2 separate regions of the Homo sapiens genome follow, and region 2 is linked to region 1. A link is a contact called in ENCODE Hi-C or POLR2A ChIA-PET data. All regions are on one chromosome and are shown on one strand. The core of a region is the stretch at or near the end of the contact, and the rest is flanking DNA. Distances in the headings are between cores, read along the strand shown. Region 1 overlaps STEAP1B (STEAP family member 1B). Region 2 overlaps STEAP1B (STEAP family member 1B).

Region 1 (5,219 bases), core at 473-2,972:
CTGTCATACAGTGTTGTTCTAGAAAGGAAGGTTATTGAATGGACATCTAGAAAAGCATTTTAAATGACTACTTTTTTGGTTGTTGTAAGCAACAACTTATTTTATACTTACAAAACAAGAACAAACCTTATCCTGTTCCAAATCCTACAGAATCGTAAACAGGGTCATAATTGTACATATCATTCTCGGCTAAAGGTAAAAAGTGAGGTCTTCCCACATACACAGCATTTTTCTTTCTTTTGAAAGCTTTAAGTGATTTGCTTCCTGAGGACCAACACTATTCTGAGACTGTAGTCACAGTCTGTGAGCGGCAGCGCCTTGTATCAAGATGTGGTTATTCCACAAAGGCGACAAGAATGTGAGGACACACGCTCAAGGTGGGTACTGACAATGCCCGGCTGCCAAGATGGATTAAATTTATGGCAATTTACAGCTCACCCCAGGGAGACTCAGTCTGCAAAAGCTCAGAGACAGGGAAAGTTGCCATAAGGATGCAGGTAATGAAAGCATTAAGCTATCCACTCTATTGAGAAAAATGGCTCCAGGCTGAATTTTCCAGGCACACTGTCTATACCAAACAATTATCCCAATCATGCTATGGTGTTTCCCTCCGTTTTCCCAGTGCTGATGTGCCTTTAGGTGCAGCGGGTTTGTTGCTGCTATGTTTGGGCTTCAGGGTATGATGCTATCTCCCGTCAGAAACCATGATCTTTACTAGGTGCCAGCTACAGCATGCCTACACAGACTTCTAGAAGCAGCAGGGCCAGAACAGAAGCACTTAAGCCCCATACTCAAGAAACAGAAGCCTGGCGCAGGTCCAGCTCTCTGTCCATGGGACCACAATGAGTCTTTCACAGTGCATGCCTTGCTTGTACAAGGGCAATTGTCTCTGAGGTTATGTTCATAATGGTTACCACTTAGGTGTTCACTAACAGGCTCAGTGTTAAGCACTCAATGTGCAGAATGCCACAGATACATCCAAAGGCTCTGTGAGGGGAGGTCACTGGATGTCCTCGTTTCACAGTAATGTAAACCACTTAGGTGATACCTCAAGCTGGTGCAAGTAGTGGCTGACCTTGAATCCAGGTGATGTGACCGCCGCTATGGGTTTCTGTGGGTCCCTTGGCCCAAGGTCCTGTCAATTCACATATACACCTGTCCAGCCCACCCAGCCTTAGCTTCCCCATTTACATTTAATGGTGAAGAGCACAGACCTCTGGAGCCAGACTACCTGTATTCAAATCTGAGCTCTGCCATTACTACCTGTGTGCCTTTAGCTAACCCCTGGGTGCCTGAGGACCCTGGCCTTTTGCTGGCCCTCTTCTTACAGAAGAGAAAGCAGACCCCAGAGCCAGTTTCTCTTCTGTAAGGGAAGCCTGGAGGCTGGTTTTACCTCTACAAGAAGAGAATGGTATTGATGCCTGGCATCACCTGAGAGCTGTCAGAAATGCAGAGTATCAGGCCCCACCGTAGTCCAACAGAGTCAGAACCTGTATTTTAACAAGATCCCTGCGTTGGTTTGCACATTAGAGTTTGAAAAGCACCATCTGATGGCAGAAAATAGTGCCCTGTGATGAATTATTTTGTAAAACACACAAGACTCACGTAACGGTCTACTTTATAAAGCCAGACATATCACAGGTCTACATTTCAGTGCACTTAGAGGGCTATGCCATTGCAGGTGCTCCCCAGATGAACACAGTCACGTAAAGCCAGAGGATTGTGTTGAAAGACAAGGAAATGAAACTAAATCATTGCTCTTAGGACTAAAGTCAATGAGGTAACATTAGCAGCGGTTTCCTGTAATCCTTGAGGGTGGGGAGGAAGCATCCTGTAAGTAAAACAAAGTCTGTTGGCACGTGTTTCCATGAAGATTCATGCCTAATTAAGTAAAACCCACGAAAGCCGGAATCCTGCTCTGGGGAGACTGGGTGGCCACTGTGTTCTCTCTGGAAACTGACTGCTCCCCACAGGGGCCAGGCAGAGCCATGTCTGGGTCTGGTCCTCAGATTCCCAGAGTCCTGCTTGCAAGGGTAGCTGAGTACAGGCATCTCACCAAGTAGCTTTGAACAAAGGGGACTGAGTGGCTCGAACTGTCTTCCTTTCCTGCCCACCACCTCCCACTTTCTGAAAGGGTTCCCAGAAGCAGAGCTTGAGACTGGGCTTCGTGTTCCAATGATTTACTGGGGGTATGCTCTCAGGAGAAGGGGCACACATAGATTTGCCAGATAAAATAGAGGATGCCCTATTAAATTTAAGTTTTAGATAACCAACGAATAATTCTTAGCACAAGTATGGCCTAAGTTGTTTATGGGTCATATTTATACAAAAAATTTTGTTGGCTATCTGAAGTTTAACTGGATTTAGTTATGTTGGTTTGCTAAGTCTGGTAGCCCTGGGAAGAAGGATAGGCAGAGAGGAGAGCTAAGGAGATCTCCCAGCCAGAGCCCAGGATCCCAGCATTGTACAGTGCACCATAGTAGACCCACAATGGGGCCAGCAGCCTGGCGTTCTGTATTCCTGTGCCATTCAGTCACTGGCCAATCTGCCCCCCAGGCACATAGGGGGAGGCAGATGCTGTTCATGGGCAAAGGAAGTGAGTGGATCCCATTTGGCCAAGGGCAATTCTCCAGAGAATGAGAGCAGCTGGAAGCTGCAGACAGCCAATATTCAATCAGAGTGGGGCCTCTCTGGGGTCAGCTCTGACAGTTGTGGATGCTGTCATCCACAACCTCTCCCCACCCTACACACACTCCTACTAGCAATCCTCAGGCCTTTCATAAGTCAACAGCAGTTTATGAGTGGCTTTGAACTGGGGAGACATCCCTGGATCTTGTCTCAGGTCCCTGGGAATAGATTTGTAAGTAGGGCTTCCAAAAATAAAATGAGGTGCACCTTGTCCATTGACTGCCAGATCTGTGCCGCCAGCACATCATCCCACCAACTTTGGTTTGCTCTGGGTATTTCTGAGAGCTGGATGGGGCATTTTCTTTCCATGCTTCTAGGACAGTCTTTGTTTCACCAGGATGGAAAAGGGGTAGGGAGAGAAGTTTTGGCCCACGTCACCTTCTTCCAAGCAGAACAAACTGTCTAGGAAAAAATGTCAACCGACTCTATACCTCACACTGAGGATACAGGACAAAATTAACCCTACTCATTCTGTCATCTGGGAGAAAAAGTCACCTTAGAAAAGAAAAAAAAAATCGCCAGTGTTTTGTTTTGCTATGTTTAACAGATCGTTATTCCACATATGGATGAGGGGTACAGGCATACGTTCATTTTTACTCAGATTACAAAAACAGGAAACGTGGAAGTTGCCTATGGGCATGACTCAAGGGGCACTGAGCTGGCCTTTCTGTCCCCAACACAGGCATTCCTCGTTTTCTGCTACAAGTATTGCATTTTGTTTTTGGTTTTGTTTTTTTAACAAATTGGATGTTTGTGGCAAGCCTCTGTCAAGCAAGTCTATTAGTGTCATTTTCTCAACAACATGTGCTCACTTCATGTCTTGTCGCATTTTGGTGATTCAATATTTCAAAATTTTTCATTATCATTATTGTATCTGTGATGGTGATCTGTCATCAGTGATCTTTGATGTTACTACCGTAATTGTTTTGGGATACCACAACTCTGCCTTTCACTTAAAGGCTGAGAGGCTATTTAGGGTTACTAACTGGCCTAATTTCAGTGTTGGATCTTGGAATAGGGAGAGGCAGAGAGACACGAAATGGCTGGTCGGTGGAGCAGTCAGAACAAACATTTATTAAGTTCACTGTCTCATACAGGTGTGATTCATGGTGTCCCCAGTTACAATAGTAACAAAGATCACTCAAAGTTTGTTAGAAGATCAAACTAGCCACTACATTCTCTTAAGCCAAAGCCTAATCCAGAGCAAGGCCCTAAAGTTCTTCAGGTCTGTGAAAGCTGAGAGAGGTGAGGAAGCTGCAGAAAAGCTGGCAGCTACCAGGTTGGTTCATGAGGTTTAACAAAAAATGCCATCTCCATAACGTAGAAGTGCAAGGTGAAGCAGCAAGTACTGATGGAGAAGCTGTAGTGAGTTACTCAGAATATCTAGCTAGGATCATTGAAGCAGGTGGCTACACTAAGCAGAATTTCAATGTAGACAAAAATAGCCCTCTTGGAAGATGCCATCTAGGAGAAGTTCATGCCTGCCTCCAAAGCTACAAAGGACAGGCTGATTCTTGTTAGGGGTTAATGCAGCTGGTGACTGTAAGTGGAAGCGAATGCACATTTATCATTCTGAAAATCCTGGGGTCCTTCAGAATTATGCTAAATCTACTCAGCCTGTGCTCTAGACATGGCACAAAACCTGGATGACAACACATCTGTTTACAGCATGATTTACTGCACATTTTAAGCCCACTGTTGAGACCTACTGCTCATAATAAAGATGTCTTTCAAAATATTACCCTCATTGACAATGCACCTGGTCACCCAAGAGCTCAGATGGAGATGCAAGGAGACGAATGTTTTGTTTTGTTTTGTTTTTCACACCTGCTAATACCATATTCATTCTGCAGCCCATAAATCAAGGAGTCATTTCAACTTTCAAGTCTTATTTTTTGAAGTATATTTTATAAGGCCAGAGATGCCATAGGTAATGATTCCTCTTAATGGATCTGGGCAAAGTCAATTGAGAATCTTCTGGAAAGATTTACCATTTTAGATGCCATTAAAAATATTTGTGATTTGTGGAAAGAAATCAACATTATCAACATTCATAGGAGTTTAGAAGAAGTTGATTCCAGTCCTCATGGATGACTTTGAGGGGTTCAAGACTTCAGTGGAAAAAGTCAATGCAGATGTATAGAAATAGCAGCAAGAGAACTGGAATTCTGAGTACAGCCTGAAGCTGTGACTGAGTTGCTGCAATTTCATGATAAAACTTGAACAAGTGAGGAGTTGCTTTTCATAGATGATCAAAGAAAGTGGTTTCTTGAGATGAAATCTATTCCTGGAGAAGACGCTGTGAAGATTGTTACAATGACAAAAGATTTAGAATATCACATAAACTTAGCTGATGAAGCAGTAGCAGGATCTGAGAGGATTGATTCCAATTCTTAAAGAAATTCTACTGTGGGTAAAATGCCATCAAACAGCATCACATGCCACAGAGAAATCTTTCCTGAAAGGAAGAGCCCATTGATGTGGCAAACTTCATTACTGTCTTATTTTAAGAAATTGCCACAGCCACCTAG
Region 2 (5,647 bases), core at 254-2,753, 55 kb before region 1:
TTTAAAATGGAACTCTTCAAAGCAAAAGACCAAAGGTGGGTATTCCAGAATAGCTCATTGCCTGTGTCTCTAAGGTCATCATAACCTTACCTATCAAAAATCTGCCCTGGGTGAAGTGTCACAATGATTTGGTATGATACATTAAAATTTAACACATGGAACAGAATGCTGTACTCTGTACTGTTCATATACTTTTTAAAACAACTAACTGCTAGATTGGCAGCAGTAAGTTATTTTGCAAGACAAAGTTAGCAAGGCATCCACCAACTGGGGCCGTCCAGTATTATCCATGGCCTATATTTGTTGCATTTGATCATAGCCCAACAGAGCAATTGCTACCATATATCAAAAGCAACCCTGCAATTAAGTCAATTCAGGCCCAAAGTCAGTCAACGCAATGAGACAAATAAGGTTCATTAAAAAAACAGTCAGTTGGCATCATATGAAGCAAAACTGATTGACTGAACTTCTGAGTTTTCAACTGATTTGCATAGTGCTCTGAACACTGTAACTGGCAGCCATTTTGCTTAAAGTACAGACTGTTTCCTGTTACACTATTTCACCAGAGCCAATAATAACTTTTAAAAAATCTTCTATAATTATCAAGGTACCAATGTTTATATTCCAACTGACAACCACCCAAGGTGCAGCCTAAATGAACTGCAGGAATTGGAAGGAAATGGCCTCCTGCCTTAGACCCAGCAGAAATCCTTAAGAAAATAGGCCTTTCAGATTTGACTTCTAGAAAAATAGCAAAGGGGCAGATTCTGACAAACGCTATCCTGCTGAAATCAGCTACAATTCCCAGAACTACTTCCCATTACATATTCACAAATGGCTATTACAGCCCTTAGTGGCTACAAAAGTTTCCTTGGAACCCTGGAGACTGTTATGTTGCTACAGTTGTTTTTCTTCTTTTTTGTCCTTTCTGCCCAGAGATACTTATTAGACTAGGAACATCTGTACCATTAGACTCTCTAAAGGAAGTGGGGCAGCCACCAGCCCAATGTGGCCATCAAATACTGCCCTGGAGGTCAGAAATCCTAGGGTCTGGTCTTAGCAATTTCATTTACAGTAAAACTTTGGTTAAGTCAATCCTTTTGTCTCCTGGGCACTGCATAAAAAAATGAAAAGTTTGAATAGTTTAATATTCAGTAGTTTGGCAAACCAGATCATCTGAAATTCTTCCATAAAATACAAAACAAAATAATAATTGATTGAAATGTATAGTTAACATCACAAGAAAGTAAAGTAAATCCTCAAAGGACAAAAAAAAATGAAGTAAAAGCATGAATTCAGTATTTTTTTAAAATGTTAAAGGCAAGGTAGCCCTGGGAACACTTGAGTGTATTCACTCAGCAGGAAGACAAAAGATGAGGCCTTGGGCCCTTGAGGGTAGAAAATCAAAAGGCAGACACTCCCTTTCTCCACCCCAACTTCATAAGTTAAGTTAGATCTTCCAAAAAACTACCTACAGCTTCAGGGAAAAGGTAAATAACAGCAAAAACGAGAACAAAACTGTCACATGGGGCAGTGGCTTTGGGTAAAAGGGGAAGTAGTCCCCTGGAGAATTAGGAACTTCAAGCCAATACACATGCATTCATTCATCAAGTATTTACTGAACACCTATTAGTGCCTGTCTGTGAGCTAGACATTGGACATAGAGCAGTGAACACAGCAAGTAAGCCCTGCCTTGAAAGAGCTTATATTCCAACAGTGGAAGACAGACAAGAAGCAAACAAAAAGGATACGTCAGGCAATGATGCATGCTAAGAAGAAACATTAATAAGGGTAAGCCTATTAATAAGTGACTGGCTGGGCAGGTGTAAAATTTTACACGGTTTGGTGAAGGAAGGACTGCTGGATAATAATGTAACATCTGAGTAAGACTTGAAGGAAGTGAGAAAGTGATCCATGCAGGTGTTGAGGGGACGTCAAGTACAAACACCCCTACACCAGGCCTGCCTGAGGAATAGAGAGGTAGCTGGAGCAGAGTGAACCAAAGAAGAGGGAGAAGAGAGGGTCACAGAGACAGCAGAGGCCCAGGCCACAGAGGACCCAGTGGGCCATGCAGTGACCTGGAATTTATTCTAAGGAGACGAAAAGACCTTGCAGGATGAGTTAACGTGTAGAAGGCTCACTCTGAGTGCTGTGTGGAAAACCGACTGCAGGGGAGCAGGAGAGGAAACAGAACAGCAGTTATGGACAATAGGCCAAGCAAGAGGCAATGATTTATGACTGACACAACTTGATGTCATGGAGATGACAACCTGGCCTAACTGGAAGGGCCAAAAGGACATCCTGACTGATTGGAAGTGGGTTTCAAGAGAAGGAGATGATCAAAGGTGACTTCAGGATCATGGCCTGGCTAACTGGAATACAGCTGGTTTCTCTGAGATGGGAAAGGGTGGAAAAGAATAGGTAGATGAATTGGTGGAGGTCCCTAGTTTAGGCGTGGACATATTCACTTTGACAGCATCATGGAGCTACAGTTGGAGATACAATTATTAAAAGAAAATCTAAAGCCGTAAAAGGCTCATGTTAGCATAGAAGAAAGACTGAAAAACAGATGAACTAAACATCCAACCTAAGAGATTAGAGGTAGATATGGAAATTAATGTAAGCAAGTAGAAGGCAGGAAATGTTTACAAAAGGAATGAAGTGAGTAATAAATGTACCTTTGAGAGGCTCGATCCAACTAATGTTCAATCTTTGAAAAGAAACTGGTAAAATTAGCAAACCTCCAGCAAGACTGCCAAGGTAATGAGGAAAGGTACGAGTAGAGAAATAGTAGAAATCAAAGAACACAACAAATGATTTGAAAGAAAGCCATGCATGTTACTGCAAATCTGGCTCTAAGGGAGGCAAATTCTGACACTTTCAGGTTTGTATGCTGAACTGGGGAACAGTGGCAACACTGATCTCAGCCAGTCCTACAAAGGAGCTTCTGTAGGGATGGGCTGGCCTGACAGAATTGTCCAGAATTGAGGCAAGAACTGGGTCTTTAAACTCATGCACTGGCCAGACATAGGATGGAATCTGCCCTGAGAAGTGAGCCTGAACTTAGCACGGCAGCCAAGGGCAATCCTGAGAGAGCTGTCAGCCACCAGTACTCCCGGAATCAGAAGGAATGGGTGCTTCTGTCCTGGGGGTGCTGAGAGAGTGTCTAGGGAGCACAACCCATTATCAATTACGAGTGTTATGCCAATACGCTTTGATAAAATAGACAAGTTCCCCAAAAGTATAACTTTCCAAAACTGATTTGAGGACAGAAAACTTGACTGTTCTCATTACCTTAAAATGAATTCGATCAATGGTTGTAGATTTTGTCTTCTCACAAAGAAAGCATCAGTAAGCTCTTACAAACATTCATGCATCATACAAGCTCTTAAGAGAAGAAAAAGGACAAGAAGAGGGAGAGGAAGATGAGGGAGAGAAAGAGAAAGGAGGAAAGATGAACGGTCCAACTAACGTCATAAACCTAATGTACCAAACGGAGACAAGAGAAATTATATAATAATTTCACTCATGAACACAAATGCAATAATTCTAAATACAATATTAGCAAATGAAATCTACCAATATTTAAAAAATAAAGCACGCACCTATAGTCCCAGCTACTTGGGAGGCTGAGGCAGGAGAATCACTTAAACTCGGGAGGGGGAGGTTGCAGTGAGCCACGGCACTCCAGCCTGGTGACAGAGCGAGAGTCCGTCTCAAAAAATATATATGAAAAATAAATAAAATAAAATAAAATACATATGACTAAGGTGAGTTTAATGCTAGAAAATCTTTTAATGTAATTTACCTCAATTAAAGGTGTAAATAGGCCTTTCACCACAAAGAAATCTTAAATGGTGAACATATATAAGGTGTTCAAGCTCATTAACAAATCAGGGAAATATCAGTCTGAACCTACTGAATTGACCCCAAAACTTTTTTGATCTGACAGTATGAAGGGTAAGCAAGACTGCGGTGTAACAGAAAACCTTATACACTGCTTGTGGGAATATAAATGGACACAATCACTTTGGTAAACAACTCATCATTATCCAGGGCACTGAAGGTGCATATACCCTACAACCCTGGCCCTCCACTCATAGGTTTATACCCTGGAGAAACTCTTTTCTGAGGGCACTAAAGGACAAATACAGGAGTATACAAAGAGACAAAGTTTGTAAGAGCAAGAACTCTATCCAAATGTCCAACAACTACAACAACAAAAATAAAGCGTGGTACACTCATCAAAGGAGATCACATTTCACTGAAAAATGAATAAACTAGAGCTACTTGTATCAACATGAATGAACCTCACATCATGTTGCATTTTTTTCAGAAGAATACATACAGAATGATACAATTTACAGTAATCTTCTATTATCCACAGGTAATAGGTTCCCCCCAGTAGATGTCTGAAGAGTGGGTATTACTAAACCCTATATATACTATAGCTTTTTGACCTGATCACCAAGAGGACTACCAAGTGACTCATGGCCAGGTGATGTATACAGTGTGGATATGCCGTACAAAGGATGATTTACATCCTGAGCCAGACAGAGTAGGCCCACACAAGATTTCATCACACTGCTCAGAACAGTGCACAATTAAAAACTTATGAATTGTTTATTTTTTTAAATTTCTATTTAATATTTTTAGACCACAGTTTACTGCCAGTCGTTGAAACTCCTGAAAACAAACCATGGATGGGGGAAAAGACTGTATAAACTTCAAAAACTTATAAATCTAAATGGTCATATTGTTTAAGATTATAAGTAGTGTGTCCAATGGGCTTAACAGGCCTGACACAGGTTGGGCATCTATATCTGTAGTAAAACCTTACAAAAAAAAATGATAAAAATAAAATTCAGCCAAAGATTTACCTTGAGGTAATGGAGATAATTACCTTGAGGATTTACCCTTGAGGGCAGAGGGCATGAGGGACTAGATTGGGGAACTGACCCACTAGCATCTTCAACAGTGCCAGGTGTGTAGCACTTCTTAAACTGGTTGTGGATATGTGGGCATGCATTCTTTATAATACAGACATATATGTTTACGTTATTTTTTGTGAATATTGTATTTGAAAGTTTTAAAAATACAGTGGGTTGACCAAATAACTAAAACCCTTCTTATTGCTTGAAATTCAACCTGTGTGACTTCTCACTGCTCTCACCTGCCTATTGGAAAATAATAATGTTCTCACAGGATTTTGTAAAGATGAAATTAATTAGGGCACATAAACTGCTTGCATTGTACCAGACATATATGAAGTGCTCAATGAATGGAACTAATAGAACAACTATTCTCCTCCTTGTTACCACCAGGACTACCACAAGTGCATCATTAATCTTACGACTGAGGCAAGGAATTATTAAAATCCCTAACAAAGAAAGAAGTTGTCAAAGAATATCTTGTATCATTGGACCTTGGACTGTTGGACTCCCAGGTTTCAACATTATTCAGATGCTTGCAGCAAAGTGAGTACATCTTTTTCGCTCCACCCTGCAGCTGGCTTGGTTCTGACTGGAACCGTGGGCTGAGTCCAAAGGCTTGTTTTCGTTAGAGTCATGATGGCTAATGCTGAGAACACAGCCCCATGGTTTTACCTCAACAGCCACGTTTTTCTCAAGGAATGTGAAGAAAGCTG

Evidence for each region. A loop is a pair of places that touch in the nucleus more often than their neighbours do. ChIA-PET counts read pairs that join two places held with the same protein, here RNA polymerase II (POLR2A). Pooled maps may share reads with other maps.
Region 2: a pooled map shows a loop between it and region 1 (1.8-fold over the local background). The contact joins two enhancer-like sites. A Hi-C loop is called at or near these places in 1 of 168 maps with a recorded cell type or tissue (Right ventricle myocardium inferior), 1 of 37 single-sample maps with no recorded cell type and 4 of 50 pooled maps. POLR2A ChIA-PET finds 5 or more read pairs at or near these places in 1 of 52 experiments (PC-3).

What each region holds. Positions count from the first base shown.
Region 1 is chr7:22,480,074-22,485,292 of GRCh38, forward strand. All of the region lies in intron 4 of STEAP1B (STEAP family member 1B), which reads right to left. Among named protein-coding and RNA genes, the nearest start is that of STEAP1B, 18 kb to the right of the region's middle. Within about 2 kb of position 1,723, at least 2 of the 41 ENCODE cell types and tissues checked have a DNase peak (open chromatin) inside an H3K27ac peak, as active enhancers do.
Region 2 is chr7:22,425,073-22,430,719 of GRCh38, forward strand. The region is part of intron 4 of STEAP1B (STEAP family member 1B); the gene reads right to left. Among named protein-coding and RNA genes, the nearest start is that of RAPGEF5, 71 kb to the left of the region's middle. Within about 2 kb of position 1,504, at least 2 of the 41 ENCODE cell types and tissues checked have a DNase peak (open chromatin) inside an H3K27ac peak, as active enhancers do.